Regions from separate parts of the Homo sapiens genome. Here regions 2 and 3 are each linked to region 1. Evidence: chromatin loops called from intact Hi-C (ENCODE). Cell type or tissue: CD4-positive, alpha-beta T cell. All regions are shown on one strand.

Evidence for each region. A loop is a pair of places that touch in the nucleus more often than their neighbours do. Peaks named below come from ENCODE experiments on the same cell type or tissue, not always from the same donor. Only the 100,000 strongest peaks of a DNase experiment are listed, where the experiment ranks them.
Region 2: it touches region 1 in a loop (22-fold over the local background); 45 of 110 quality-filtered maps call a loop at or near these places.
Region 3: a loop joins it to region 1, with 2.8 times the contacts of the local background. A loop is called at or near these places in 6 of 110 quality-filtered maps.

What each region holds. Positions count from the first base shown.
Region 1 is chr11:1,571,644-1,579,643 of GRCh38, reverse strand. DUSP8 (dual specificity phosphatase 8) reads left to right here and starts at 7,373. Exons shown (of 7, transcript NM_004420.3): 1 at 7,373-7,743. KRTAP5-AS1 (KRTAP5-1/KRTAP5-2 antisense RNA 1) reads right to left here and starts at 6,903. Exons shown (of 2, transcript NR_021489.2): 1 at 6,576-6,903. RefSeq lists enhancers at 6,678-7,223, 7,772-8,000. In CD4-positive, alpha-beta T cell, CTCF peaks have their summits at 4,580 and 4,781 (motif pointing right); DNase peaks (open chromatin) are centred at 4,803, 5,213, 6,083, 7,283 and 1 weaker place; H3K4me3 peaks cover 2,329 bases; H3K27ac peaks cover 1,988 bases.
Region 2 is chr11:1,198,420-1,206,419 of GRCh38, reverse strand. MUC5AC (mucin 5AC, oligomeric mucus/gel-forming) reads right to left here. Exons shown (of 49, transcript NM_001304359.2): 44 at 7,424-7,546; 45 at 7,235-7,333; 46 at 6,930-7,049; 47 at 6,656-6,725; 48 at 6,451-6,565; 49 at 5,282-5,982. The coding sequence ends at 5,718. Among named protein-coding and RNA genes, the nearest start is that of MUC5B, 21 kb to the left of the region's middle. RefSeq lists enhancers at 2,979-3,485, 3,486-3,993. In CD4-positive, alpha-beta T cell, a CTCF peak has its summit at 3,271 (motif pointing left); a DNase peak (open chromatin) is centred at 3,249; H3K27me3 peaks cover 341 bases.
Region 3 is chr11:1,379,475-1,387,474 of GRCh38, reverse strand. No RefSeq gene overlaps it. Among named protein-coding and RNA genes, the nearest start is that of BRSK2, 6.5 kb to the left of the region's middle. RefSeq lists silencers at 3,159-3,332, 4,028-4,477. In CD4-positive, alpha-beta T cell, no CTCF peak of the experiment used is centred here; DNase peaks (open chromatin) are centred at 4,074 and 4,384; H3K4me3 peaks cover 1,134 bases; H3K27ac peaks cover 995 bases.

The sequences.
Region 1 (8,000 bases):
TAGGCCAGGTACGGTGGCTCATGCCTGTAATCCCAGCTCTTTGGGAGGCCAAGGCAGGCTGATCACTTGAGGTCAGGAGTTTGAGACCAGCCTGGCCAACATGGTGAAACCTCGTCTCTACTAAAAGTACAAAAAATTAGCCAGGTGTGGTGGCCCGTGCCTATAATTCCAGCTACTTGGGAGGCTGAGGCACAAGAATCGCTTGAATCTGGGAGGCAGAGGCTGCAGTGACTCGAGATTGCACCATTGCACTCCAGCCTGGGTGACGGAGTGAGACTCTGTCTCAAAAAAAAAAGGAAAGAAAAAAAAACAGAGAGAAGTTAAATAAGATGCATGTTGTTTAGAAAAAACAAACCCTAAATATCAAGATCCAGGAAGATAGAAAGCAAAAGAATAAAAAAAAAGATATATTAGGCAAACATTAATGTTTTCAAAAACCTAGTATAATGATAGTAAGATCAGACAATGTGGACTTTGAAACAAAACCATTATTAGAAGAGATAACATTTCATGATGATAGGAGAGTTCATGCAACCAAACAGAAAACAATCCTAAACTTCTATGTGCCAAATAACTGAGCTTTAAAACATATAAAGCAAACATTGACAAAACTAAAATAAGAAATAGATAAATCCACAAATACAATTGGGACTATAATTGGGAATGTATAGGAATAATTGGGAATTTTAATGAACCTCTCTCTCACTCCACACAATGTGCCAGCTTCCCCAAACCCTCAGACACTCTGGCCTGCCCAGCAGCTGCCAAGAGGGGCCAGTAACACCACCTGAAGATGCAGGGAACTTAATTCCTCGGGAGAGCAACTCTGACCTATGAGAGCAGAAGACAGGAAGGAGCTTGCAGAGAAACTATTCTCCCTTCCTCCTCCCTGTGGACCATTCTGAGGTGGAGCATCGCTGTATGGTCTCGTGGGAGAGGGTGTGCAGACGTGGCCAGCTGAGCTGCAACTTCCAAAAAGCCACAGCAGCTGAGTAAGAAGCAGCCTTGCCTCAGCTTCACCTCCTCCCTGGCTCGGTGTGTTCCTCCCTTCCAGAAAATGTGTACACTGAGCTTTGCATCTGGCTACTTTCTGGGGAATGGAAGCTAAGACTCCCACCATCACCATGTCCACTTAGCATTATAATGGTGATGCCAGCCCATGCAATATGACAAGAAACAAGCAATGTGAGGTTTGGAAAGAAACGAAAGTGCAGATTCATAGATGATAGGGCCATCTACCTGGGAAATCCAAGTGAACCTACAGGCGGCCTGCTTGGAGGAGTAAGAGAAGTCAGAGAGGGTGATCGACAGCCAGCCCATGACAGGCAACAACACATCAGAAATTGTGGTTTTTATAACCTTTCACAAAGCAACCGAAATCATAAGCTCAGGAGTAATATACGCAATGGGAAGACTGTAAGGCCTCCCTGGGGAAGATTATAAGGCAATATAGAAGGACGTCTTCAAACTAAATATGGAGTCTGTGTGAGAAGACACTCCAGTGTCCTCCTAGTCAACCCATCAAGTAATGCAGCTATAATCAAAATGCATAAAATCCCAAGTGTTGGCAAGGGTTTTATTTTATTTTATTTTGAGACAGAGTTTTGCCCTTGTTGCCCAAGCTAGAGTGCAATGGCACAATCACAGCTCACCGCAACCTCCACCTCCCGGGTTCAAGGGATTCTCCTGCTTCAGCCTCCTAAGCAGCTGGGATTACAGGTGCCCACCACCACACCCGGCTAATTTTTGTATTTTTTAGTAGAGATGGGGTTTCACCATGTTGGCCACGCTGGTCTCAAGCTCCTGACCTCAGGTGATCCGCCCACCTCAACCTCCCAAAGTGCTGGGATTACAGGTGTTAGCCACCATGCCCAGCCCTGGCAAGGGTTTTAAATGGAGTTCTTCTAGCCTGCTGGCAAGTTATTAGAATTCTCCACTCAGGGCAACTTTGCAATATCTGGGGACATGGGAGTTGGGGGCAGGGGGCGCTGTGGCTCACGCCTGTCATCCCAGCACTTTGGGAGACCGAGGCGGGCAGATCACCTGAGGTCAGGAGTTCGAGACCAGCCTGGCCAACATGGTGAAACCCTGTCTCTACTAAAACTACAAAAATTAGCAGGGCATGATGGCAGGCGCCTGTAATCCCAGCTACTCAGGAGGCTGAGGCAGGAGAATCGCTTGAACCCAGGAGGTGGAGGTTGCAGTGAGCTGAGATCGCACCAGTGTACTCCAGCCTGGGCAACAGAGCGAGATGCCATCCAAAAAAAAAAAAAAAAAAACTAGGAAAGAAAATAATCCTGTAATCCCAGCATTTTGGAAGGCTGAAGGCCAAGAGAGGAGGATTGCTTGAGCCCAGGAATTTGCGACCAGCCTCGGTAACATAGTGAGACTTCATCTCTACAAAAAAAATTTTTTTTTTCTGAGATGGAGTTTCATTCCGTTGCCCAGGCTGGAGTACAGTGCCACGATCTTGGCTCACTGCAAGCTCCGCATCCTGGGTTCAAGCGATTCTGGTGTCTCAGCCTCCCGAGTAGCTAGGATTACAGGCACGCACCACCACACCTGGCCAAAAAAAATTTTTTTAATTAGCTGGAGATGCTGGCACATGCCTGTAGTGCCAGCTACTCAGGAGGCTGTGATGGGAGGATCCCTTGAGCTCAGGAGGTTGAGACTGCTGTGAGCTATATTTCCACCAGTGCCCTCTGGCCTGGGTGACAGAGTGAGATCCTGTCAAGAAAGAAAAGGAAGACAGGAAGGACAGAAGGACAGAAGGAAGGAATGAAGGAAATGGAGAAAGAGAGAGAGGGAAGAAAGAAAAATAATCTGAGAAGTGTGTTACAAACATGTAAGAGTTGGGTGTGGTGGCACGTGCCTATAATCTCAGCTACGGGAAGCCTGAAGCAGGAGGATCACTTGGGCCCAGGAAGAGTTCAGTCCAGCCTGGATAAAATAGAGGGATCCCATATCTCTTTTTTTAAGCATATACAATAGGATGCTGTCTGCTGCAGTTTTTTTGTTTGTTTTCTTTTTTGTTTTTTGTTTGAGATGGAGTCTCGCTCTGTCACCCAGGCTGGAGTGCAGTGGTGCGATCTCGGCTCACTGCAAGTTCCGCCTCCCGGGTTCAAGCAATTCTCCTGCCTCAGCTTCCCAAGTAGCTGGGACTACAGGCGCCCGCCACCACGCCCAGCTAATTTTTTGGATTTTTAGTAGAGACAGAGTTTCATCACATTAGCCAGGATGGTCACGATCTCCTGACCTCATGATCCACCCGCCTCGGCCTCCCAAAGTGCTGGGATTACAGGCATGAGCCACCGTGCCCGGCCTGCTGCAGTTTTTTATAGCCCAAATATGAAAATAATCTAATATGTAAAAAATAAAGAATTGGTTCCACTCTTGCCATACACCCATGAAATACAGAACCACACAGACGTTATCATCAGGTTGTGGGAAAGCAGCAATGTGGACGAATCTCAAAAGTATTTCCTTAAGGCCAAGCAAGGTGGTTCACGCCTGTAATCCCAGCACTTTGGGAGGCCAAGGTGGGCAGATCACCTGAGGTCAGGAGTTCGAGACGAGCCTGGCCAACGTGGTGAAACCCAATCTCTACTAAAAAATACAAAATTTAGATGGGCGTGGTGGCGGGCGCCTGTAATCCCAGCTACTCAGGAGGCTGAGGCTGGCGAATCGCTTGAAACCGGGAGTCGGAGGTTGCAGCGAGCTGAGATCGCGCCACTCCACTCCAACCTGGGGGAACAAAGAGACTCTGTCTGGAAAAAAAAAAAAGTATTTCCTTGAGTGAAAGATGCCAGGGGCAAAAGTCCTCTCATTGTTTGTTTCCATTGTTTCCATTTTTATAAAGTGTACGAACAGATAGCAGTAACTCACGGTGACAGGTCAGAGGGTGAGGACAGGGCACCAGGGAACTTCTGGGATAATAAAGTTTCTAGGTCTCATTTTGATGGTGATAAAACTACATATACAGTTGTCAAAACCCATCTACTGGCTGGGTGCAGTGGCTCACGCCTGTAATCCCAGCACTTTGGGAGGCCAAGACGGGAGGATCACCTGAGGTCAGGAGTTCGAGACCATCCTGGCCAACATGGTGAAACCCCATCTCTACTAAACACACAAAATTAGCTGGGCATGGTAGTGGCCGCCTGTAATCCCAGCTACTTGGGAGGCTGAGGCAGGAGAATCGCTTGAACCCAGGAGATGGAGGTTGCAGTGAGCTGAGATCGTACCACTCCACTCCAGCCTGGGCGACAAGAATGAGACTCCGTCAAAAAAAAAAAAAAATCTACTTGAATAATGGGTGCCAAGGGCTGGGGAGGGGGTTGGGAAGTTGGTGTCTAATGAGGACAGAGTAGAGTTCCAGTTTTCCAAGACGAAAAGCTCCAGAGATGGGTGGTGGTGACGGTTACACAGAAAGTGAATGTACTTAATGCTGCCAAATTCACTTAAAAATAGTTAATATGGCACACCGTATGTTCCTGCATGCATTTTACCACAAGAAAAAATCATACGGTTTTTAAAGAAATAACGGGAGAAAAAGTCTACTTGAACAGCTGGGATGGGCATTGTATTGAGTTAGCTATGCCTTGACTTAAAAAAGTTGGGGAAATAGTGGCATGGAGGTTTGCTACACATAATTAGTTGCAACGATTATATGCACATTAGCGAGAAAAGTGAACCCCACTGTTCCTTCTGCGCAATAGGGATGCTTTAAGAAACGACCTTGGACGTCCTCCCGGAGGCGAGAGGAGCTTCAGGCGGCCGAGCCTGCGCCACGGCCTGCGGACGGCAGAGGGCGCGCGCGAACCGCCGGGCCGGCCCCGCTCGGACCCCCACCTGCACGGCCCGGAGCGCGCGTCCCCGCCCCAGGCTGCTGGACCCCCGCACGTCCCTCGCCGCGGCCTTGGCGCCTCCCCGGCCCCTCGCAAGGTCCTCCCGAGCCCCAGAGACCCCCGAGGCGGCGTCTACAGGCCCGGGCCGGGACTGACACCGCAGCCCCCTCCCTGGTCGCGCCTCCCACCCCCGTCCACACCTGTGCCGGGAGGCGGTGCGGCCGCCGAGCTGAGCTGAGCCGAGCCGACCTGGTCGGGCACCCAGGCCCCTGAGCCCACCGCCCAGGCCGGCCTCTGCTGGGTGCAAAGGCAACGTGGAACTAAGGCGGGGCTGCAGAAAAACCACCGTCCTCCCCAGGGTGCCACCTCCCTAGTCCGCCAGCCTGGTTAGGGGCAGAACCTAACGCTCTCAGTGCTTATTTGCATGAAAATGGCTACGGGGATTATAACAATCGCCGCCCAGGGCACTCTGCCCCCCAGGGACAGCCCAGGCCCTCCAGGGGAGCCGTATTCCCCTCCAAACCGCCCCCTGGGAGCCTCCAGGAGGGACTAAAGGTCGCTGCCTGCCACCTGCTCCAGCCTGGCCAGTAGCTGCCCAGGGTATAACCAGAGCTCTTAGGGGACAATGGGCACTCCCAGGCCACAGGCAGATGCTGGCCACATCCCAGCTGGGCAGAAGACACGCCCATCGGGCTCACCTAGGCCTGGCAGGGGGAACAAGCCAGGTGAGGCTTCCCCCCAGGCGACAGCCCCTCTATCTAACGGCTAACAGCTCCCATGCCTGCGGGTCCCAGGTCCTTTCAGGCCTGTGACTGCCTCCTCAAGGACCTCCTTCGCCCCCTCCGGGTCTCAGCCTGAATCCTCCTGCCCCCTCCCAGGGCCAAGCCTCCCCCACTTTTCAAACCCAGCAAGGCTGCAGCAGGCAGCCCTACTCACCTGGCCCCGCATCCGGGTCCGGCACCTCCAGTCTCAGGGTCCCCCTCCAGCCAGGGCCTCCCTTCTCGCAGGGCCCTCCCGCTTTGGGGCGCAGCCCCAACCCCAATAACCCCTGGGCTCCCTTCCGGGACAGACCCACTCCCGCCAAGGCGTTTGTTTGTGCTGTGTGCCAGCTCTGCGCCAGGACGCACTCCACCGCCACCCCCACCCCATACGGGCCACTGCCGCTCCCCTCAGGCTGGCCAGGGAAGGGAGCTGCAAGCGCTTATTAATCGCCAACGGTGTACTCAGCTCTGAGGCTGGCAGGAAGACTGAGTATGGAAAGGGGGAGCCCCAAACCCCGCTCAGCATCCCCTGCTGCCCACAGTACTCCCCACCCCCAGCCATCACCATTGGCACCCTGAGCTCCGTGGTCCTGGTGCCCACTGAGGGTTCTGCGGTCGTTGCGCCAGCTTCATTTTCTGTGGCCCTTCATTCAACCAGCGGCCGAAGCCCCCTTCAGAGCCCCAGGGTGACCCTGGGGGGCCCAGGCTGGCTGGGGGCTCGGGGGCAGAAGGCGGATCCCCCCACGCTCCCTCTCCACCCGGCAGCGGGGAGGGGGCCTTTTAGAAATGTCTAGGGTGTCTCGTGACAACCCCCCCCCGCCAAAAAATCATTACTTTCAAAGGCTCCCAGGCTCCTGGGCAGGGGTCTTTGTCCCCTTCCTCCAGGACAGCGAGGCCTCCCCCGCCCTCCCCCTGCAGCGCGAGTCTGACCCCCTTGCTCCCGCCCAACACCTGCCGAAGGTGCAATTACCCGTGCGTTCTTCCTGCCCCGGACTCGCCGCGTCCCCGCCGCACGCGCGGAGGTGTTCCCACAGCGGTCGGCGGGGTGCGGCCCCTCAACAGCCCGCACAGGGGTCGTCGGGGCGGCTTTCCACGGAAGCGGGAGGGCTGGGGGTCGTGGGGGGTCGGCGGCGTCCTGGGGAGCCCGCCCCCGGAGTTCGCGGATGTGTGACCCGAGGCAGCCGGCTCGCCTCTGAGGGTCCCAGGTCCGCCCGAGTGCAGGGGGATCCGGCTCCGTCCTGCGGGGGTCGCGGCGGGGCGAGCACAGCCGCTGCAGGTAAAACGCCGCGCCTGGGTCTGGGGAGGGCTCCCCGGCGGCGGCCCAGCGCCAACAAAGGCCAGGAGAAGGGGGGAGCGGCGCCGGCGCCTGTCCGGGTCGGGGGGAGGACTTCGCGCCCGGAGCCGCTCAGCTGGACCGTCCGGGGTCTGTGCGACGCGGCCGGGGGCCCGGGTGACGGGGGGCCTGGGTGACGCGGGGCCCGGGGCCGGGAGGGCTTCCTGGAGGCGGGGTCCCGGACGCCGCGTGGTCCCTTTAAGAGCCGGTCCCGGGGTGAGGGCGGAAGGCGGCGGCGGCGCGACCCACCCGCACCCTGCACCCCGCCCCCCCCCCGCGGCAGCCGCCTCAGCTTCACCCCGAGCCCGGGCTCCGCTGACGTCACCTGCCCCCGAGCCGCGCGCGCTGATTGGCTGCAGGTGACGTCAGGGGCTTTTTTCGCTCGGCATGACCTCATCCCCGCCGGCGGCCCCGCCCTCCGCCCCGGGCCTGTCACTCGCGGCCGAGCGCGGCGGCCGAGCCGGCTCCCCCCACGACGCCCCGCCGGACGCCGGACGCCCGAGCCCGAGCCCGAGCCCGAGCCCGAGCCGCGCCGGAACCTCCCGGCCGCGCCCGCCGAGCCGCGGGGCTGGGATGCGCGCCGCGAGCGCGCGTGCCCGCCCGCAGTGCGCGCGCCCCGGCCCGAGCGAGCGCTCCCCGCGGCGTTGGCGGCGGCGACGGCGGCGACGGCGACGCGGCCCGCGCGCTCCCCCGGCCCCTGCCCCGGCTGCGCGGGCCCCCGCCGGGCCCATGGACGGCGCGGCCGAGCGGGCGCCCTGAGCGCGGCGCGGGTCCCCGGAGCGCCCCCGAGGCGAGCGCGAGCGAGGTGAGCGGAGGCGCCGGCGGGGCGGGGGCGGGCGCCGGGGATGGGGTTCACCGGCCCGGGCCGGGGGGCGGAGGGCGCCGCGTCGGGGGCGCTGGGGCAGCGGCACCCGGTGGGCGCCCGGGAGGAGGAGGCGGCCCCGGAATGAGCGGCCACGGCCGTCCAGGACGCCAGGGACAGGGAGGCCCCTTCCCCGCCCCCCGCAACGCCCGGCGGACCCGGGCCCAGCCCACGCCCGCCCGCCGCGTTGCCGCCCTTCT
Region 2 (8,000 bases), 370 kb after region 1:
TGTCTTTCTCCAGCGCCCAGGATGCACATACTTTGTCACCGTCACCCTCTGGGGTTTTATTTTTTATTCTATTCTGTAAAAATACAGCAGCCTGTGTGTGACCTCCAGGTGGGTTTTATGAGCATTGAGAAAGCCCCAGGGTGAGTGAGAAGCAGCAGGATTTGAGGCAGACTTCGAGGTGCCTCTACTGGGACCTCCAAAGCCCGCCGCACTCGGCCTGGCCTGGCCACCTCTGTATCCACCCCTCCTGGCCCACCTTGGTCCAGCCACCCTGGCTGGGGGCTCTCTTGCAGCCCTGCTCCCAGCGGGGCTCTCTGTCCCGCCACCCCCAACCCCACACGCACCCCAGGCTCCCGCAGGCTCTGGTCAGCACCCCCACAGTTCTAGCCCCAATATCTTGAATTCTCCTTTTCTGCTTATTTTGCCCTGTAGCTCCAGTTTGGGGTTCCTTCCACCCGGTGATCTCGTCTGCTCTGCTCACTGTGAGGGCCAGGCTCCACCCCTGGGCTCTGAGCTGTGAGCACTCAGCGACCAAACCTTGCAGGCCTTCCAGCAGATGCTCAGGAGCCGACAGCCCTGCGCACTGCTCCTGCAACACGGCGAGGCCCCAGGGACACGGGCACCTCACCGGGCCCTCAGTGGGTCCCTTTGGCCTGCGTGGGGCGGCCCACACAGCACGGCTGCTGGAAGCCACTGTGGCCCAGGGGGAGGGGCGCTTTCCCTGCGATGATTGCTGGGGAGCCCTCCTGGGTGGCAGGGCACTGCACTCTTTGCTCGTGCCTTTCAAAATCCACCTGGATATTTGAGGACCTTTTTCAGTCCGGGTAGATTCTACGAGTTTGCCAACTTCCTCCAAAGCTCTCACCAGCTGCCATCGGCCTGGGGGAGCCACGCCTGTGTGTGCAATGCCCCTTCCGTCTCTGAGTCCTCCTCTGCATCCCTCCAGCCTGCTGCTGGAGACATGGACATTCACTACGCAGCTTCACACAGCCAGAGACGTGGTCGTTTTCCGGTGGTGGTCCAGGGTGTGGAAGAACCACGCTGACTTTGGGCCGCTCTAGCCAAGGCTCTGTGGGGCTGTCCCGTCAGCACCCATGGCTCCTCTGTTGGTTCAGTCGGGTTCTCTACATAGGTGGTCACCTCTTCTGCAGTCTTTTGTCCCCCACGAGGCTGTCCCTCAGTCAAACACGTTCCGGGTCCTGCCTAGGGACATTCGAGCACACAGTCGGTGCCCGTCCTGAATACAGGCACACCTGGGGGCAGGAGCTGTGCCCAGGGTGAGTGGCCAGCCCCGGGCAGCTGCCCTGCTTCCCTACACTGGCCCCAGCCTCCTTAAAATCATCCTCAGGTCTCTCTGCTCCCAGGGCTTCAGCTGGCATCCATGCCACCGCAGCATCCATCTCTCTGCACCTGGGCCAGGCAGCTGCCCTGGATCTCTGGTTGCTCCAAGAAGTCACCCTGCTGCCCGGAGCTCAGAGCTGCTGCCAGGGACACCCCAAGACGTGGCCGATCGCGGGGACCCATCCTGCTGCCCAGGAGCTCAGAGCTGCTGCCGGGGATACCCCAAGACGTGGCCGACCGCGGGGACCTACCCTGCTGCCCGGGAGCTCAGAGCTGCTGCTGGGGACACCCCAAGATGTGGCCGATCACGGGGACCCATCCTGCTGCCCAGGAGCTCAGAGCTGCTGCCTGTGCACACCCCAAGACGTGGCCAATCGCGGGGACCCACCCTGCTGCCCGGGAGCTCAGAGCTGCTGCTGGGGACACCCCAAGATGTGGCCAACCATGGGGACCCACCCTGCTGCCCAGAGCTCGGAGCTGCTGCCTGTGCACACCCCAAGATGTGGCCGACTGCGGGGACCCAGCTCCTCAGGAGCCCTGGGTGCTGCCATGCTGGGGAGAGCTGGGAGGGGGCTGAGAGCACAGCCCACCCTCCATGGTCACAGACCCCTGAGCCCTGCGTCTCTGTCCATCTTGCTCCCCATGGCCAGGAGCCTCCCAGGTCCCCTTATCTGGGACCTGGCCCCAGTATGGGCCCCAATATGGACTCCCTGGGCACATGGTGGGACACCCCTTCTCCATCAGCCTGGGGGAAGTTTTGGCTCCTGGAGGGGTCCTAGAATCATGAGTGTCCAGCCTCGACGTGACGCCTCCGCCAAGGCCATACTCCAGGCAGCCTCCTGGCACGGGAGTGTGGGGGGTGGGGCAGGGGCCACCCAGGCCAGCCCTGGCCTCTTCCCGCTCACGTCCAGGAGGAGTGGGGAGCAGGGGCAGGCTGGCAGCCGCCAAGGTGTTTGGGGCCACACCCATCTCTGTGGCTCTTTCCGGAATGGCGACTTGCATAACCGGGGCCAGGGGCTGTGGCGACCCAGGTGGGCAGCCGGGAGGCGGCTGCTCCCTCCCAGGGACCTGCTATCTGGTTACCTCCGGCCACTCTGCCGTGTTCCAGGCAGGGAGCGCCGGGCAGGAGGCCGTGGGGCCAAGCTCACCCCAGGGGGTGGGGGATTAGTCAGCCGTTCCCACCCTACCCTGAGAGGAATTGGCAGCTTTCTAGGATACCTGATCCACCCCGGGCACACTGGTGCTGGTTAGGGTGCCCTGCGGCTGTGAGGTCAGGTGGTCAGCAGAGCGCTGGAGCCGACGGGTCTTAGAGCGGGAGTTCCCGGGCTGTGCTTCCGCCTGGCCGCCAAGAGGACATGGGTCGAGGCTGGGGAGCCTCCTCTGCCCCACCTGCTCACCCCAGCAGTCAGGCTCGGAGGCAGCCCCACTGCCCAGGTGTCTGGGAGCACACAGTGGGCCAGGGTGGGCAGGCAGTTGGAGAACTGGACCTGGGGGGTCCTGGGCACCCCAGCCCTGAGACCTGTCAAAGCAACCCCCAGATGTGAGCCAACGCTGGAGCCACGGAGGCCTCACTGCCTGCCATTGGGTCAAAAATCCTGGTGCAGGGACTGGGCCGGCCTTGCCTTCTGACCTCCCAGTGCCTGCAGACGTGGCTTGAGGGCAAGAGGGACTCTGGGACTGGCCGGGCCTCCTCACAGGGCCAGGCACACAGTAGCGGGAGGGGCCGCGGCCCTCCGGCCCAGCCCAAGCCCTCCAGGCTGCCATGTGCCTGTAAGCCGTGAGGGGTGTCCTCAGCCTCCCAGGGCCATGGGCAGGCCGTGAGGGATGTGGGCTGAGACCCGGGACTCCCCTGGCTCTGCGGTGCCTGGAGCCCAGGCCTGAGCCGACGGGTGCCGGGCCTGACTGTGCTGCCACCTCGTGGCAGCTGCAGGGAGCGCGGCTGCACGCCTGAGAATGGAAGGTCGGTTCCCCAGACCCCACCCCGCCGGGCCTGGCACCTGAAAAGGAGGCTGGGGGAGGTTGGAGCAATGGGCGCGGCCGAAGTCCAGGAGGGCTGGGAAAAGCGCCCACCCAGACAGGCACATGAGGCTGGGCCCCTACGTCCACCTTGCTGATGGAGAATCCCCCTGCCGGCCCCTCAGCTACTCCACACCACGCCCAGGGTACACAGGTCCCTGAGACCCTCTCTGGCCCAGAGGGACACTGGGGCCACCTGAAGCTGTGGGAGGCCCGGGCAGGACCCTGAGCCCCAGAAAGTCACCAGGGAGCTGGTGCCTGCCACGTCACCGCCTCCACTCTGGGCGCAGCTTCCCACCCACCTGTCCCACCATCAGGCGTGGGGGGCTCCAGATGTTCCTGGGCCTTCCTGTGTGGGCCACAGGCCTGGCCAGGGCCGACCACAGCCCTCCCTGTCTTTCCCCCGCCCTGCGCTGGCCCTGTCTAGGCAGTGGGCTCCCCAGCCCCACCCGGCTCAGCCTGGGCTCCTCCAGACCCCTCTGCCCACTCCTGGGATGCCGGGTCAGTGCCGCCCACTCTACTGGTGCTGCTATGTGGCTGAGGCAGGGCCCAGCCCGAGGCCGGTGTGTCCAAGGGAATCTGCAGACTCCCTGGAGCCCTCCAAGAGGAGAACACTGGGCATCAGGAACATGGAGGCTCCGGGGAGGGGTGGCGGTGGTCAGAGAGGACTAAGAGAGTGACAAGCTTCCAGGGCCCAGCCCACCCTCTGCAGAGCATCCAGCAGACGCTCCGTGGGGTTGCCGACCTCCCGCTTGCCTGCAGATACACTCAGGAGTGTGCACAGCCCAAGCTCAGCCCCAGTAACGGCGAGTCTAGGAGCTGCACAGAGCTGGAACCCCCCATCCCAGAACGCCTCCATCACCAGGGGCAGCCCTCCCATGTCAGAGGCCCTTGCCTGGGCCATGAGGTGCCCTGGATGCCTGGGCTGGTCCCATTCCCTGCTGACTCCCTCCCTCACGCATTCATTCATCACTCATTCACTCATTCACTCACTCATTCACTTATTCACTCACTCATTCACTCGCTCATTCACTCATTCACTCACTCATTCACTCATTCACTTATTCACTCATTCACTCATTCTCTCACTCATTCGCTCATTCACTTACCCATTCGCTCACTCACTCATTCACTTGTTCATTCACCCACTCATTTACTCATTCATTTATTCACTCACTCATTTGCTCACTCATTCACTCATTCACTCATTCACTTGTTCATTCACCCACTCATTTACTCATTCATTTATTCACTCACTTGCTCACTCATTCACTCATTCATTCACTCATTCACTCAATCTCTCACTCACATACTTATTCACTCACATGCACTCATTCACTCACACATTCACTTATTCACTCACTCATGCACTCACTTATTCACTCACATGCACTCATTCACTCACACATTCACTTATTCATTCACTCATGCATTCACTTATTCACTCACTCATTCACTTATTTGCTCACTCATTCACTCATTCATTCACTCATTCACTCAGTCACTCACTTATTCACTCACATTCATTCACTCACATTCACTCACTCACATGCACTCACTCACACATTCACTTATTCATTCACTCACTCATGCACTCACTTATTCACTCACCCATTTATTCACTCATTCATTCTCTCACTCTCATTCACTCACTCTCTGTGTTCTGAACAGATGCATCCTGGACTCTAGACTGCAGCCAAGCCCTCAAAGACCTCTGCAGGGTGGTGGTCTCTTCTTGGGGCAGATCCAAGCTCTGGCCTCTCCTCTCTGAGCAGAGAGACACTGTCCCAGCCAGCCCACAGAAGCAGCAGGGCTGCCCAGTACTGGGTGGCTGGCCTGAGGTGTGCACCCCACAGGGCCCGGGTTTGCCCCCACCCTATTCCTGGATTTTATGAACAATCTCAAAAAATGCACAGTCCACAAATTGCAAAATGCTCAAGTGTATTTATGCAACAGATTGGCCGTGTACTGAGGAGGGGAGCGCAGGCTGAGGGCTGAGGTAGGAGTGAGGTTCTTCCTCCTGCAGCCACCAGGCAGCTGATCACCATGTCCAAGCGTCATTCCTGAGACCCTCAGGTGATGCTCACGTCCCCAGAACAGCAGGCTGGATGCATGGCCAGAGGAGCTCGGCCAGCCCCGGGGCTGGTCCTGAGAGGTGGCTGCAGGCGGGGTGGGTAAGGGCCCCTCCTCCAGGCAGCAGGTGACCCATAGCCCACACCCTCCACAAGAAAGCGGGCGTGGACAGTGTGTTCAAAGCTGCAGCCGCCTGGACAGGGGCACAAGTTCCACTGGCCTTGGAAGCCGAGCTCAGAGGACATATGGGAGGTTCTCCTTGGAGGTCAGGAGGGCGGCAGTGCTGGTCAGTGCATGGGGGACACTGGGACGCCTCTCTCCCAGCTCCCACTCTCTGCCTCCTGGCTGGGCTCGGGTTCCGCCTCCTCCGAGTGCTGGGTGTCGCCCGGCGCAGGGCACCGCCGGCCCATGCAGCCGCACTCTTCCACCTCGGTGTAGCTGAAGGCCCGGCTGGAGCCGTCGGTGCAGTGCAGGGTCACATTCCTCAGCGAGGTCCGCAGCTCCTGGCAGCACTGGCACCTGTGCTCCACCGTGTTGCCCTCGAGCGAGTACCTGTGGGCAGGGGCTGCTCAGCACCAGCTGCTGCGCCACCCCAGCCTCCTGCCGTAAGCCGGCGCCGTGCCGAGCTCTGGGCGGCCTCATCGTGTTCCCTGCTCCTGGAGGCATGCTGCCAGTGTCTGACAACCAGCTCTCCTTTGCCAGTTCCCCAGGCGCCAACAGTCCCACCAGGGCCGACCCCGGCTCCGTGCTGATGGGAGGGAGGGAGACTCGGGGCGGCTGCGGCAAGTTCCTGGCGGAGCTCAGTAAACAGGAGAGCGTGATGCCGACACAGGCTCTGGGGATGTAGTTACCCCAGCCCCACCCTTGCCATCTCAGGACCCCTTTCCCGCCTCACCCTCAGAGCCCTTTGCCTGGCCCCTCATGGTCCTGCCCCTCGTCTATCTGGCACCTAGAGCCCTGGGGGCCCTGACTGCACCCCACAGCCAATCGCGTCTCCCTGCCTGCTGCCCAGGCACGTACATGGAAGAGCTGTCCCCACAGTTCCCCCGGCAGTAAGCCAGGCGCACGGGCTCCGAGGAGCTGCAGCCCTGCTGCTGGATGATCAGGCTCCTATGGTACACAGCACAGGTCGACTCTGGAGAGGAACACAGGGTTTAGGACCAGCCCAGCTGCTCCTAGACCTCTGAGGGTGGAGCCCGCCCCGCCCAGCAGGCTGGGTACTCACGGTTCTGGTACGGGGGCGGGGGCGGCGGGCAGAAGCGGCAGCAGCCGTCCTTGCTCATGCGGGCCTCGTCCTGTGCCGACAGAGGGGCGCCCTCAGTGCCGAGGCGCTCGGCGGCCCCCACAGAAGTGAGGGATGGGGACATGGGGCCAGGCTCAGGAGTGGACAGCCCCAAGCAGGAGGGGGTGTCTGCTGGCGCTGCAGGGATGATCACAGCCCCCCAAACCCATCTAGGGGTGAAGCCCCCCTTGGCTGGAGCGGGGATCCTGGACCTCACCAGAGAACAGCTGAGCGGGGGGCACGCCTTCTTCGTGGTGACCACCACGAGCCCATCCTGGTGCTTCTCACACTGGTGGGTCACACAGTGGTTCCCTGCGTCTGACCAGGTCTCGCCGGGCTGGAGGGAGGCCAGGCCCCGGGGTGAGTGACCCTCCCTCCGTCTGTCCCTCTGTCTGCACCCCAGCCCGTGGGCTTCCAGAGAGTCCCCAGCCTCTGCCAGACGCATGCCTGGCAACGACAGGTCCCCACATGCCCCAGTGCTCCCAGACCCTGCCCTTCCTCTTTGTGGCAGCCACTACTCACGTAGAAGAGGTGGGCGGGGCTCTTGCTGGTGTTGGTGACACAGGCGACCTGCACACAGGTGCCACAGCACTGCCCGCTCTGCTCCTGGTACTCGAAGCCCTGCGGGAGGGATGGACATGTGGCTGGAATCCAGGCGACCGCTGCCCCCCAAGAGCCAGGGCAGGGTCGGGGCAGGGTGGGAGCGCTCACCACAGGGCAGTGTGTGTTGCAGATCTGGGTCTCACAGCTGACCACAAACGCGTCCGATGGGGGGCCACCCGGCAGCTCACACCTGCAGGTTTCGCACAGGCTCGAGGAGACCACGGCGCCGGGCTGGGGAGAGCCAGGGCAGCAGACACTCATGAGCTTGGGCCCTGGGGAGACCCGCCCCTGCCTCCCCACTGGCTTGCTGCCCCCAACTTCCCAGACATCCCCCTCCAGGCCGCTTCCTACCAGGCCGAGTTGCACCCCTGGGGTGACTCGTGGTGGCACCTCTTGGTGCAGAGGCCACAGCCCAGGGTCCCCATCCCTAGAGCAGAGCCCCACGCTGCACCCCCTTGGATGGGGTGCCCAACAAGGCCACACACTCTGCAGGGCCACATACTCAGCCGGCTCAGGACAGAGCCGTGGGATCCAGGCCTGGCTGTGCTGTGGTGCCAGGAGAGGCAAAGTCCCCCGGAGCCCCCCGGAGCCAGGCAGGCCAGGGTGTAGATGTCCATATTTCCGGGACCTGGGGCCGACCTCGGGCCTCAGCCACACTTGATAGTGGGCTGTGTCTGCAGAGACT
Region 3 (8,000 bases), 190 kb after region 1:
GGGCTCTCGAGCACGAAGGTCTGTTGCCGGAGTTAGGAAAGGGCCCAGTCTCACAAAGACGTCCAGGCCAAGACTCACCAGTGGAGCCCACCAAACACTAATGGAGGAAAAGCACCCCGCTACACAGACACTTCCAGGACACAGAGGAAGACGGGCCATGTCCCAGCTCCTCTGTGAAACTGTCATCACCCTGGTGCCAAAACCATGCAAGGACATGACAAGAAAATTAAAGTCCACTCAGGAGCCTAGACACAAAAATCCCTTAACAAAACATCAAATCAATTCCAGCAATATATAAAGAGAACACATATGACCTTGTGGAGCGTACCCGGGAATGCAAAGTTAGTTTAACATTTCAAAATCAATTGTCATTCACTATTAGCAGACCAACACAGAAAAACCACACGGTCATTTCCACAGATGCAAGGAAAGCATTCAACAAAATTCAGCACTCATTCACGACAAAGGCTCTCAGTAAACCAGGAGGAGAAGATTCGAATCTATTCTGCTCCTGCACTCCCAACCCAACAAAGGGAAACTACAAAAACCCACAGCTAATGTCAGGCTTAGTGGTGAGAAACTGAAAGCTTTTCCTTGGGTCAGGGATGGGGCAAGGTTGTCCATCATCATCATTTATTTCAGTGTCGTGCCAGAGTACATGCCGAAGTAATGAGGCAAGGAAGACAAAATTTGTACCAGTTGAAAAGGAAATTTTTTATTATTATTATTATTTTTTTTTTTTTTTTGAGATGGAGTCTTGCTCTGTCGCCCAGGCTGGAGTGCAATGGCCCGATCTCGGCTGACTGCAAGCTCCGCCTCCCGGGTTCACGTCATTCTCCTGCCTCAGCCTCCCAAGTAGCTGGGACTACAGGTGCCCGCCACCACGCCCGGCTAATTTTTTTTTATTTTTAGTAGAGGCGGGGTTTCACCGTGTTAGCCAGGATGGTCTCGATCTCCTGACCTCATGATCCACCCGCCTCGGCCTCCCAAAGTGCTGGGATTACAGGCGTGAGCCACCGTGCCCAGCCAAAAAGGAAATTTTAGGTGATCTTTATTAGAAGATAACATTAATGGCCGGGCACGGTGGCTCACGTCTGTAATCCCAGCACTTTGGGAGGCTGAGGCGGGCAGATCACCTGAGGTCAGGAGTTCGAGACCAGCCTGGCCAACCTGGTGAAACCCTGTCTCTACTAAAAATACAAAAATTAGCTGGGTTTGGTGATGGGCACCTGTAATCCCAGCTACTCAGGAGGCTCAGGCAGGAGAATCGCTTGAACCCACGAGGCAGAGTTTGCAGTGAGCCGAGATCATGCCATTGCACTCCAGCCTGGGCAACAAGAGCAAAACTCCATGTCAGAAAGTAAAACAAGAAGATAACATTATTGTCTGCAGAAAATTCTAAGCTACAAACTGGTACTAAAACGAATAAGTAAGTTTACCAAAGCCACAGGGTACAAAGCCAAAAAAAGGTCAATTCTATTTGTGTGCTAACCATCAATTAGAAGTTGAAATTATGAAAACAGTACCACTTACAAAGAGAATTTAAAAACCACGAAATACTAGGGGTAAATTTATCAGAATTTGCATGAGATCTGTACACAAAAAACGATTATACATCTCTCAGTATATTAAGTGAGACTTAACAAGGCCCAAGTAATCGATTTAATTTTAATTTGATTTTTTAAATTTTCTCTTTTTTTTTTTTTTTTTTTTTAGAAATTGACAAGCTGCCAGGTGCAGTGGCTCATGCTTGTACTGCCAGCACTTTGGAAGGCCAAGGTGGGAGGATAGCTTGAGCCCAGGAATTTGAGACCAGCCTGGGCAGCATAGCAAGACTCCATCTGATATAGTTTGGGTATTTGTCCCCGCCCAGACATATGTTGAAATGGAATCTTCAGTGTTGGAGATGGGGCCTGCTGGGAGATGTTTTGGTCATGGGGTGGATTCCTCGGGGCTTGGTGCTGTCCTTGCAATGGTGAGTATTCGTGAGATCTGGTTAAGTGGGAGCCTCCCCTCCCACTCTCTCTTGCTCCCACTTCTGCCGTGTGAGACCCCTGCTCCCCCTTTGCCTTCCACCGTTATTGGAAGCTTCCGGATGCCATGCTTCCTTTACAGCCTGCAGAACCATAAGCCAATTAAACCTCTTTTTAAAATAAACTACCAGTCTCAGGTATTTATAGCAACACAAGAACAGCCTAACACATTATCTCTATGAAAAATAAAAATAAAATAGCCAGGCATGGCTACACACCAGGACTCCACACTTGTAGTCCCAGCTCCCTGGGAGGCTGAGGTGGGAGAATTGCTTGAACTGGAGAGATGGAGGCTTCAGTGAGCCACCATAGAGCCACTACGCTCCAGCCTGGGCAACAGAGTGAGACCCTGCCTCAAAAAAATGATGACGGAAATTTAGACGACACAAAGCACCTCGAACTCTCAGACGTTGCAGATGGGAGTGCAAAATGATGCTTTGGGAACCAGTCTGTCAGTTTCTTATAAAATTAGACACACCGTTACCATACGATCCAACAATCCCTCTTACAGCTATTTTCCCAAGAAAAAGAAAACTTACGGCCACACACAACTTGCATGCAAATGTTCATAGCCACTTTATTAGTAACAGCCAAGAAGTGGAAAGAACCCCGTTGTCCTTGGGTGATGACTGGACAGACAGGCTGTGGTGCACCCACACGGGGAACGCGACTCAGCCGTGACCACAGCGGGCCAGGAAGCGTGGCTGAGATGTGGGCAAATCTCAAACACATTAGGCCAAGTGAAAGAATCTGGCCTCAGAAAGCCATGTGCTGTATGATTCTATTTCTATGATATTATGGAAAAGGCAAAACTGTAGCTACAGAAGGCAGAGGGGTGGCTGTGGGTCCAGGGCGATAGGAATTCTTGCACATCCTGACGGCTGGCTTGTTTGCTAAACTCATCGAATCATATACGTACAATCTTACTTCAGTAAAGCTGCGCAGAGGCTCTTCTGAGCTCCACCCAGAAGAGCCTGTGGGCCACGCGGGGAGACACACCTGGGTGCACCGGGTGCCCTGCCGGCCACAAGGTCCATGGCAACCCAAGGGGAAGCCCCGCCTTTGGGTGGGTGGGTGGGTGGGTGGCAGGGGGAGGGCTTCCTGCAGGAGGCGGCTCCAGCTGCCTGAGGATGTAAGTGCAGGCCAGTGGACAAGTGGGTCATTGAGGCTGGGGGCAGTGGCTCATGCCTGTAATCCCAGCACTGTGGGAGGCCAAGGCAGGCAGATCACCTGAGGTCAGGAGTTCAAGACCAGCCTGGCCAACATGGTGAAACCCCGACTTTATTAAAAATACAAAAATTGGCCTGGCACGGCGGCTCATGCCTGTAATCCCAGCACTTTGGGAGGCTGAGGTGGGCGAATCACGAGGTCAGGAGATCAAGACCTGGCCGGGTTTCACCTGGCTAACACGGTGAAACCCCGTCTCTACTAAAAAAACAAAATACAAAAAAAAAAAAAAAAATTAGCCAGGCGTGGTGGAGGGCACCTGTAGTCCCAGCTACTCGGGAGGAGAATGGCATGAACCCAGGAGGTGGAGTTTACAGTGAGCTGAGATAGCGCCACTGCACTCCAGCCTGGGCGACAGAGGGAGGCCCCGTCTCAAAAAAAAAAAAAAAAATTAGCCGGGCGCGGTGGCACGCACCTGCAGTCCCAGCTACGAGGGAGGCTGGGGCAGGAGAATCGCTTGAACCCGGGAGGTGGAGGTTGCAGTGAACCTAGGTCACACCACTGCACCCCAGCCTGGGAGACAGAACAAGAGGCCATCTCAAAAACAAAACAAAAAAGTGGGTCATTGATCACGCAGCCCTTCCTGGAGGACCCCAAGGGAGAGGAGGATACAGAGGGGGTCACCAGATGTCCCATCTCCATTGCCAGCCTAGAAGTTTCCGGCCGGCGGGGGTGGCCTTTGTTTCCAGGCACCGGCCCTCAGGAGAATGTGTGTGCAGAGGTTGTGAGGCTCCGGGCGTCAGCTGGTGTCTCACGTCCCCGGCCGCGGCCTCCGCTGCTGCGGAACTGGAACCACTGACGTCACCAGCCTTCCCTCCCTCCCCTCCCCGCCACCCCCGCTCCTGGCGCCCCGGCCCGGCGTGTGTCTCCCCGCGCTGAGGGCTCACGGCGCCATCCCTTCGCTGTCTCACTCCACGTTGCCCTGATCCCCGCACCGGCACCGGGGATTAAAGACGCTGTCCCAGCCCCTGCCCCAGACTGAGCAGGCGCACGACCAATGACGAGGCGCCCCGCTAAGCAGCATCTCCGAGCTGCGGGACAAGCTCACGGCCACCAGGAGCTGGGCCGAGGGCCCGTGGGGGGAGGGCAGGTGGCACGGGTGGGCAGACGGCCTGCCGTCGCGCGCATTCCCGGGGCCTCCCAGCCAGCCTCACACCCCCTCCTGGACCCGCCCCCTTCACCGCCTGAGAGCTGGGCTTCCTGCGCCCGCCCCGTCCCTGACCCGCCCCGTCTCCCTCACCAAGGTGGCTGTGTGGAGGAGGAAGAGCAGCCGCTTTCTTGGTTGCCAGGACCATCCACGGACATCAGGGACACCTCTGGCCCAGCCGTAGGAGCAGCCACCTCCTTCCCCACTGGCAGGGCCTCCCTGGCTGGCCCAGGCTGCCCATGACTCCGTCCTACAAAAAGATCCCCCACTACCACGGGGGACCTTAGAGAAGCCACCCTGCCCACAGCCACACCTGCCTCCGTCCTCTCTGCTCACACCCCGCACCCACCTGTCCCTGGACAGGGGTCAGACGGCTGGGTCAGCGGGCTCAGGTTAGGGTCTCTGTTGTGCGGCCCCCGTCCCACTCCCGCCCTGCCTTCGTCATCACCTCTGGTCCTCCCGCTGCTCTCTCATCAGTCGCTTCCCGGAGGCTTGCCCCACGCCCCGCCAGCCTGGCGCCCACCAGCTCCGTGCCCGACAGCTATCGGCCTCTTATCTCGACAATCGGTTGCTCTTGGCCAGCCCGTCCTGCTGCAGAAAGGAACGGGGTGCAGTTCTGGAGAGGGTGGCCACAGTCTAATTCCCCCTCTGTTGTACATAGGTGGCCAGAGTCCCCCATAGAGACAGGCGGGAGGTCAGTGTGCAGGTGGGAGCAGGTGCGGGGGTCTCCCACCCAGGCCCCTCTGGGTGTCCCCACCACCAGGTGCTCCCAGCCACACTGGTGGAAAGCAGAGCCTGTCACAGTGGGGACATTAGCTGTTGAACCTCCTGTCTCCATCTGAGCTCCTGTCCCTGCCCCAGCCCGGGGGCTTCCTGCTGCACCCAATGGAGGTGACCAGGAAGCCTGGAGGGGCACACTGAGGCCTCTGATGCTCAGAAGCCCAGCACAGATCCAGCATCTGCCGAGCATGTGTGCTCAGACCCCCACGATGGCCCCCACTGAGGGACAAGGAGGGAAGCCTGGGAAGGGCAGTGCCCAGGTGGCCCTTGCTGGGGGTGGCAGGGGGGTCAGCTCCACACTGCACACATTGTCCTGGAAGCTCTGCAGGTCACCAGCACACAGAGGTAAGCGTTGCCCACCCAGGAGCCAGACACCCAAGGAGGGCTTGCAGAGTGAGAAGACAGGCCAGAGGGTGGGGAGGGCGACACGGAGGGATGGTGCAGTAAGGGAAGGCCCCGGGAGAGAAGGAGCAGAGCAGCGGGAGGAAAGCAGGGGACAGAGTGTCATGGAAGCAAGGTACAGCTCCCGCAGTGGGGAAGAGGATTCTGAGGGTCAGAGTGGTGACCTGACTTACCCAAAGCCGGCCTTTGACGCAGAGGCCCCTGCTCCTCTTCCTGTTGAGAGAAGCCAGGAATGGGGAGGGAGAGGCAGCAGGATGAGCTGATAGCCAAGATTTAGACAGGAGGGTGGGACCAATGTGTCTGAAAAGACAGTTGAGAAAGTGATGCTATGTGGCTCTAAATTGACAAATACATGTATGGGTATTGAAGAAATTTTGAAAAATGTAGCCAAATGAAAAGACAATAAAAATCACCTCTGGTCCCACCACCTAGAGCAAACCACTAGTTCACCTCTAGCTCTGTGTCTGCCAGCTGTCTTCTGCTAAATGTGATGTTTGTAACATCCTCCTTTCCGTTAAAAATGTTTAACGGCTTTATTAAAATATAATTCACGTATCATACAATTCACCAATTCACACTGCACAATTCAGTGATGTGTATTTTTTAGTGTATTTACAGAACTGTGCAGCCATCACCACAATCAATTTTGTAACATGTTCATTATCCCCCCCAAAAACCCACATCCATTAAACACACTCCCCACTCCCTGCCCCTGCAATTTCAGGCAACGACAGATGTACATCTTTCTTTTTTTTTTTTTTTTTTTTTTTTTTTTTTGAGACGGAGTCTCCCTCTGTCACCCAGGCTGGAGTGCAGTGGTGCGATCTGGGCTCACTGCAACCTCTGCCTCCTGGGTTCATGCGACTATCCTGCCTCAGCCTCCCGAGTAGCTGGGATTGCAGGCGTGCGCTAATTTTTGCCTTTTTAGTAGAGACAGCGTGTTGCAATGTTGGCCAGGCTGGTCTTGAACGCCTGATCTCAGGTGATCCACCCATCTCAGCCTCCCAAAGTGCTGGGATTACAGGCATGAGCCACCGCGCCCAGACCATTCACCAATTTAAATGGCTCAATTCAGTGATTTGTATTTTTTAGTGTATTCAAAGAACCACGCAGCCATCACTGCAATCAATTTTGGAACATTTTCATCATCCCCCCAGAAACCCCACATCCATTAAACACACTCCCCACTCCCTGCCCCTGCGATTGCAGGCAACCACAGATCTATCTCCTCACTCAGTGGATTTGCCTGTTCTGGACATTTTACACGGACAGGATCACACAATATGTAGCCTTTTGTGTCTGGCTTCTTTCCCTAGGCACAGCGTCTCTGAGGCCCATCCATGTTGCGGAATGTGTCGGCATTTCCTTCCTTCTGTGGCTGAATAATGTTCCGTCACACGGACACTGTAGACCATGCCTTACTTATCCATGTAACTGTAGACCATGCCCAGCCCATATGAATTTTAGACTCAGCTTGTCAATTTCTGTAAAAAAGGCAGCTGAGATTTTAACAGCAATCGCATTGAAGGTGTAGATTAATTTGGGGAGTATTGTCATCTTAACAATGGTAAGAATTCTAATCCATGAACATGGGATATCTTACCATTTATTTAGGTCTTCTTTAATTTCTTTCAATAGTGTTTTGTGGTTTTTAGAGAACAAGCTTTGCACATTTTTTATTAAACTTATTTTTAAGTATTTTATTCCTTTTGATGCTATTTTAAATGGAATTGTTTTCTTTTCTTTTCTTTTTTTTTCTTTTGAGATGGAGTAACGCTCTGTCGCCCAGGCTGGAGTGCAGTGGTACGATCTCGGCTCACGGCAAGCTCTGCCTCCCAGGTTCACGCCATTCTCCTGCCTCAGCCTCCCGAGTAGCTGGGACTACAGGTGCCCACCACCACGCCCGGCTAATTTTTTGTATTTTAAGTAGAGACGGGGTTTCACCGTGTTAGCCAGGATGGTCTCCATCTCCTGACCTCGTGATCTACCCGCCTCAGCCTCCCAAAGTGCTAGGATTACTGGCGTGAGCCACCATGCCCAGCCGGAATTGTTTTCTTAATTTCCTTTTCAGATTGTTCATGGCTAGCACACAGAAATAGAATTGATTTTTGCATATTGATCTGCACCCTGCAATGTTGCTGAACTTGTTTGTTAGAACTTGTTCTAATGGCTTTTCAGTGGATTCATTAGGATTTTCTATATACCAGTTTATGTCACCTACAAATAGAGATAGTTTTACTTCTTCCTTTCCAATCTGGATGTGTTTCGTTTCTTTTCCTTGACTGATTACCCTGTCTAGAATCTCCAGTACAATGTCAAATAGAAGTGGTGAAAGCAAACATCCTGGTCTTTTCCTGATCTTAGGGGAGAAGCAGCAGTCCTTCATCATTAAGAATAATGTTAGCTGGCCG